2 separate regions of the Homo sapiens genome follow, and region 1 is linked to region 2. Evidence: chromatin contacts called from ENCODE Hi-C or POLR2A ChIA-PET data. All regions are on one chromosome and are shown on one strand. Each heading gives the region's core, a stretch centred on a gene start or an enhancer-like site at or near the end of the contact. The rest is flanking DNA. Distances are from core to core; before and after follow the strand shown. Region 1 holds the start of ZNF280B (zinc finger protein 280B). Region 2 has its middle 40 kb from the start of GGTLC2.

What was found. A loop is a pair of places that touch in the nucleus more often than their neighbours do. ChIA-PET counts read pairs that join two places held with the same protein, here RNA polymerase II (POLR2A). Pooled maps may share reads with other maps.
Region 1: a pooled map shows a loop between it and region 2 (2.3-fold over the local background). The contact joins the promoter of ZNF280B here to the enhancer-like site in region 2. A Hi-C loop is called at or near these places in 2 of 50 pooled maps. POLR2A ChIA-PET finds 5 or more read pairs at or near these places in 3 of 52 experiments (K562, OCI-LY7 and Panc1).

The regions. Positions count from the first base shown.
Region 1 is chr22:22,507,253-22,510,357 of GRCh38, forward strand. ZNF280B (zinc finger protein 280B) reads right to left here and starts at 1,490. Exons shown (of 4, transcript NM_080764.4): 1 at 1,407-1,490; 2 at 558-618. It also overlaps IGL.
Region 2 is chr22:22,603,063-22,606,055 of GRCh38, forward strand. It overlaps IGL and the pseudogene IGLV3-31. Among named protein-coding and RNA genes, the nearest start is that of GGTLC2, 40 kb to the right of the region's middle. Within about 2 kb of position 1,396, at least 3 of the 41 ENCODE cell types and tissues checked have a DNase peak (open chromatin) inside an H3K27ac peak, as active enhancers do; they include OCI-LY7, where a contact is called at or near this core.

The DNA.
Region 1 (3,105 bases), core at 240-2,739, 96 kb before region 2:
AGCTAAGCCACTCTTGGATTCCAGACCTTCAAAAACTATGAGGTAATAAATTTTTTTTTAAACTACTAAGTTTTGAGACAATTTGTTACACGGCAATAGATAACTAATACAATGGGTCTCACTGAGCTGTAATCACAAATTGCTGGGCACACAATTCACTATAATCTCACCTACTGGCATGCAATGACTTCAGATGACCTCCCCTGTCCTGCTGCATGCAGTTACCTCATGAAATACAGTCGCTGAGAAAGAGGGTAGGATAAAAGGAGTCAGCTTTATATAACTTAACATCCCTGATGCTCTTTTTTTTTTTTTCAAGAGATGTGGTAAAAGAATGCCACTACCACCCTCTCCTTTCTCAACAAAGCAATTTAGAGGGTTCCCGAATGACCTACATCAACAATTGGCCTGAACTAATCAAACACATCATTCAGATTCCCTCAGTAAAATATTGAATACCAAACAGCTATGTTTCAGCAAAGGAAAGGGCAGGGGAGCGAAACTGAAGGACGAAAATACAACTTTGGTCCTCATCAGGGAGACTTCTCTTTTCTTACCTCAGGTTTATTACAACGCAACTTTTAAGAACTTGAGCTATTCCAGGCAGAAGGTCACATCCTTGAGGTAACCAGAGAGAAGCATTAGTTACTTACATGTCACAAGAATATTTTCGATCCCACTGCCTGACATTGCCATTTAGGTGTTTATCAATCATCTCACACTTAACCAGATAAGTGAACTGAACTCCTTTCCCCCAGATCTGTTCCTCCAATCTACCCTACCTTAGCAAAGGAAAACGTCCCACCCGCCAACTGCCCAAATCAAAAGCCTGCAAATCACCCGAGGTCCTGGCTCTCACGGGAGGGACTCCATTAGGGTCCCAGGGGCTGCATTAAGAGTCCCGACAGCGACGCAGTAAATGAGACAAGACGCTGCGGTAGGGGAGAGAGACCCATACATTCAAATGCCTTAAGGGGTCTGGGCCTACAGGTCTCCAGAACTGGGGAGGGCCTGGGGTTACAAAGCAGTTTTCAGATTTTTAAATACATTGAGCGCCAAAAGAGACCCCGCGGGGGCGATGGGGGAGGGGAGCGCACTGGGAGCCAGGAAAGGCCCCTTCTCCAGGAGGCCCGGGCCCAGCCCGGGGGTGGGGGCGTCTGCGTGAGGGAGTGGAGGCTGATGTAAAAGTGGCGCCCGCTGAGATTAGGGAAGGGGGTGTGCGTGAGGGGATCGTGGGACCTGCTTCTGCCCTGCACTCCCCCACAGAAAGCGGCTGTATTGCAAAGGCCGCTCCGGCAGCGCACGGCCAAGCGCGGTGTCGCGACCCGCAGGGCTGCGGCTCGCCATGAAATCCCTCAAGTCTCCCCTCAGGGAACGCTGAAGCCGCGCCACGCCCCCGTCCTTACCAGTCCGGATCAGCTGCTGTTCGCGAGCTGCCGGCCACGCACCAGCCCCGGAGGCGCTCCCGGGGCACAGCCGGCGGCGACTACGCCTCCTCAGGCCCCCGGCGCCGCCGACGCGCACGCCTCCACACGCGCGCGTCCAGTGGAGACCTGCGATTGGCTGCCAGGTGCCGGCGCGAGATCGGCGCGGCTCCGAGCTAGGAGCATGCGCGCGCTCTGACGCCCCTGGTGGCGACGGCTGGACGCGGGGTTAAATTGAGAAGGAGGAGGGCAGCAGCAATACCCCTGAGGCCTTGAAAGGATCTTGGGTTCCGGATCACGGTTCCAGGCAGTCAGGGTTCCAGAGCTGAGGGGGTATCCAAGCAGTCAGGGTTCCAGAGCTGAGGAGCATCCAGGCAGTCAGGGTTCCAGAGCTGAGGGGCACCCAGGCAGTCAGGGTTCCAGAGCTGTCGCAGCCAGGGCTTGGGGTGGGGGGTAGGCTTCCAGTCCATCAGGGGATGGTTTGCCCACCAGAAGGCCAGCTGTTATAATTCTCAGGTGTGGTCCCTTTGTTGACTATCCATGCTTAAGGGATTGTGAGGAAACAACTGAACCTAACATCTGTCCTCTTCTAGTTACATCTGGGGCCAGTTGAATCCAGCCTGCCACCTGTTTTTGTACAGCTGGCAGCAAGCTAAGAACCGATTTCACGTTTTTTTAATGGCTAAAAAGAGAATATTTTGTGGCATGTGAAAATTATATGAAATTCAAAATTCAGTGTCCATAAATAAAGTTTTATTGGAACAACAAACATGCCCATTCCTTTCGGTATTATTTATGCCTGTTTTCCTGCTTCAACAGCAAAGTTGATTAATTGCCAGAGACCATGTATGAAAAGCTTAAAATATTTACTGTCTGGCCCTTTACAGAAAGTTTGCCCACTCAGTTTACTTGCAGCTTTGATTTTTTTTTTGAATTGACCAATTCTGCCAAAAGTCTATTTTAGCAATCTTTTTGGGGGGCGGGTAAATCGCTTTTGGTTTAATTAATCTATAATGTTATTTTCTTATCTATTTTATCTATTTCTTCCATTCTGTTATTTTCTTCCTTCGTGACTTCATAGGCTTGTTCTGTTACTTCTCATTACAACTTTTGGAGAAAAATGCCTACCTCGTTTGCTTGTAAACTTTTTTGTTTCTCTTGTATTTAATGCTATAAATTTACCTTTAAGTACCAGTTTAACTGTGTCTCACCAGTCCGCTTGGTAATATGTTCATTATCCTTCAATTAGATATGTCCTAATTTTGCTAGTTGTTAGAAATGCTTGTTCCCTGGTGCCGCAAAGAAATAGCACTTGAACATAAATTTAATTTTCTCAGCAAGGCCATTTTCACTTTCTGCAGAAAGGGTACACTCGCCAGCAGTTTTGCCACGAGAGTACCCCAAACAAAGGATACAGGGTTATTTATAACCTGACGCATCCACCCTACTGCTGTGTCCGGTTTCCATTGGCTGGAACAGGACCTCACATTCTGTGTTTGTCCCGATTGGCTAACAACTTAGAACTTTCTAAAAGAGGCAAAGGCAGAGGAGAACAAAGGAAGGAGGATGTAACTTGTAGAATGCTGAGAAAGGTAAAAACACCTCCAAATAGGAAGAGGAACAGGCTATGACCTAATGCTTGCTTGGACCAGTATAAGCATGCAAGGGCAAATATTTAGGC
Region 2 (2,993 bases), core at 146-2,645:
ATCCCACAAGCACTGATCACTTTTATGAAGGTACATTCTCCAAGGGTCGTCTTAGCATGTCAGGACCCACAAGCAAAGGTGTTACAAGTGACCTGCACGAGTGGCCAGCAGGACACCTGGAGGAGCCCAGTGAGATGAGGAGTGGATGCGCATCAGGTGGGAAGGCATGGAGAAGCTGTGTGCCACACACTCACCAAGGACAGGAGCGGGCGTATTTGTGGCCTGTGGCCTAATCTTAGGTCAGTTACCTCTTTAGACTAAATCCCAAGGAGTCAGCACATGGAGGTTTCGGTCCGTGCACATGGCACCTACAGGGCTTCACATGACGTTGCTAATTACAATGCAGCGGCACTTACAAAGGAATTAGTTTCATCACATCCTCAGCAGAACTAGGTCTAAAAACCAATATATATGTATAGGATATCAGGTGAGAAATACTTTCTTGCCAATCATGTGTATTAACGTTAAAGTGGTTCAGTATCTAGTGTGACAGTTGTTCAGGCTTAGTGGCCTTGACCACGTCAAAAATGGAATCCTGATCCTAACTTGTCTAGAGATTAGCCTGGCACAAGGAGCATGACCAGGCATCTGGATGTCCCCAGTGTCACTGCAGACACATGCTCCTTTTTCATCTGCCAGAGGGAGCATTAGGATGTCCTCACCTCTGTCCCCAGAACTCAGGAAGGGCAGTACACCTGACTAAAGAGTAGAGGGTTGTGAAAAGAGGGACCTAGGGCACTGGATAAGCAGGAGGAGAAGGAGCACTGGGTGGGAGGTAGAGAAAGGAGGGGGCTGAATGGTTAGGCTCTGAGGTGTGTCTCCTGGATGGAGTCTTGGATTCCACTCACTACCATCTGAGAACTTTGAGAAAACCGTGTAACCTCCTGATGTTGGGTCTCTTGTCAGTAGACATCAGTGCTTTCCTGATGTATAGGGTTACTGTAGAATTATAATGAATGCCTGGTTGAGGTGACATGTCTAATACACCCTCCAAAGCATCAGGCATATATTAAGTACTCATAAGCAGGCATTCTGTGTGAACTAGTCATACATGGAAGATGACATTCCCCGTGTGGGCACAGTAGGATGCTGTGGACTTTGGTTTGGGGACCCTAATAACTTCAAGTCCCCTGGTAGCACCCAAGTGTAAAAGGCAAAGGGCATGACTGGTGCTTCCTGTGAGGCCTCTTCTATTTGGTAAAATTCACTCTCCACTCATCGCACCCACCTGGCCTTTATTCTAAACTTGGAAAATTGCTAACATGAAGGTCTCAGCCTCAGGGCTCAGATAAGAACTCAGACACATCAATAGAGAGGATGGCTGAGGTGCTTGGCCGAGCTCAGTGAACACCCCAGAACAGGAACTGAGGAGTGTATGCATGTGTTGGGGGCAGCACTTTCTCACTCATCCAGAAAGTGTGAGGAATCTGTACAGAACTGGGGACAGGGCCCATTTTTATACCCTTCTATAAGCCCAGCCCTTGTCTGCTCACTAGGGAGCCATTCACCAAGGCCACAGGAGGGAAGGAAGTAGATTTGCATGAAGAGCATCCCCTTCCTATGTTAAGAGAGGCCTGGAGGCCCCTTCCCAGCTGTGGACTCAGAGGCAGAGCTCTGGGGCATCTCCACCATGGCCTGGACCCCTCCCCTGCTCACCCTCCTCACTCTCTGCACAGGTGCTGCCTCCTAGGGCTCAGCCCCCACAGGACCAAGAATCAGCCTGGCCCTGACATTCAGCTCAGCACAGGGAGTAATGCAGGGTGTGGGGCTCTGGAAATGAGACCCTTATCTTCAGACTCACCTCTTCTCTCTTCTCTTGCAGGCTCCGTGGTTTCCTCTGAGCTGAGTCAGGAGCCTGCAGTGTCTGTGGCCTTGGGATAGACAGCCAGGATCACCTGCCAGGGAGACAGCATAGAAGACTCCGTTGTAAACTGGTACAAGCAGAAGCCAAGCCAGGCCCCTGGGCTGGTCATCTAACTTAACAGTGTCCAGTCTTCAGGGATTCCTAAGAAATTCTCTGGCTCCAGCTCAGGGAACATGGCCACCCTGACCATCACTGGGATTCAGGTTGAAGACAAGGCTGACTATTACTGTCAGTCATGGGACAGCAGTCGTACTCATTCCGCGGTGACACAGGCAGAAGGGGAAGTGAGACAAAAACCTTTTCTCCATCTGTCACACTCTTTCTTCAGCTCCAGGAAAAAACTGTGGACAAATTCATGAGCAGGTCTTGCCCTGTTCACCCAGATATGAGACCTTGAGGCTGCCCTTCCCTCCAGGTCTCCAGGTAGGCTATGAAAAGGGTGAATCAGGAGTCAATACACACACAATTATTATAATTTTATTCTTGTTTGAAGAAGAAGTAGAGGAATAATTGAACATGTAAAGTGAAAACATGGAAAACCGAAAAAGAGGAATTATTGAACTTGTAAAGATGAAAACTACAATGTCTGAAATTTAGAAAATACACTGGGTGAGTTTGACAACAGAAAAAAGATTAGCTGCAAAAAAAAAGATTAGCTGCAAAAAAAAAGATTAGCAAATTGTATAATACAGCAGTAGAAATTGTCCAAGATGAAACACATATGGGAAAAATAATTATGGAAATTAATGATAGAAAGGAACAGAGTATCAGTGAGTTGTAGGACAACTTCAAACAGCCTAAAGTATGTGTAATTAGTGTTTGAAATAGAAATGGGTGGAGGAGAAATAGAAAAAAGTATTTGCATAAATAATGGCCAAATATTTTTCACCTTTGGTGAAAACCATAAACTGAAATATCCAAGAAGCTCAACAAAATTCAAGTATAGGAGACATGAAGGAAACAACTCCAACATAAATCATAATCAAATTAATAAAATCCAGTGATGAAGAGTCACCTAAATAATAATGCTAAGAGCAGTTCTCATTAAAAGCAATGCAAGAAAGAAGACGGCGGAGCAATGTCTTGAAAACACTAAAAGAAGAATCCTGTCAACCTTGAATTCTTTTTC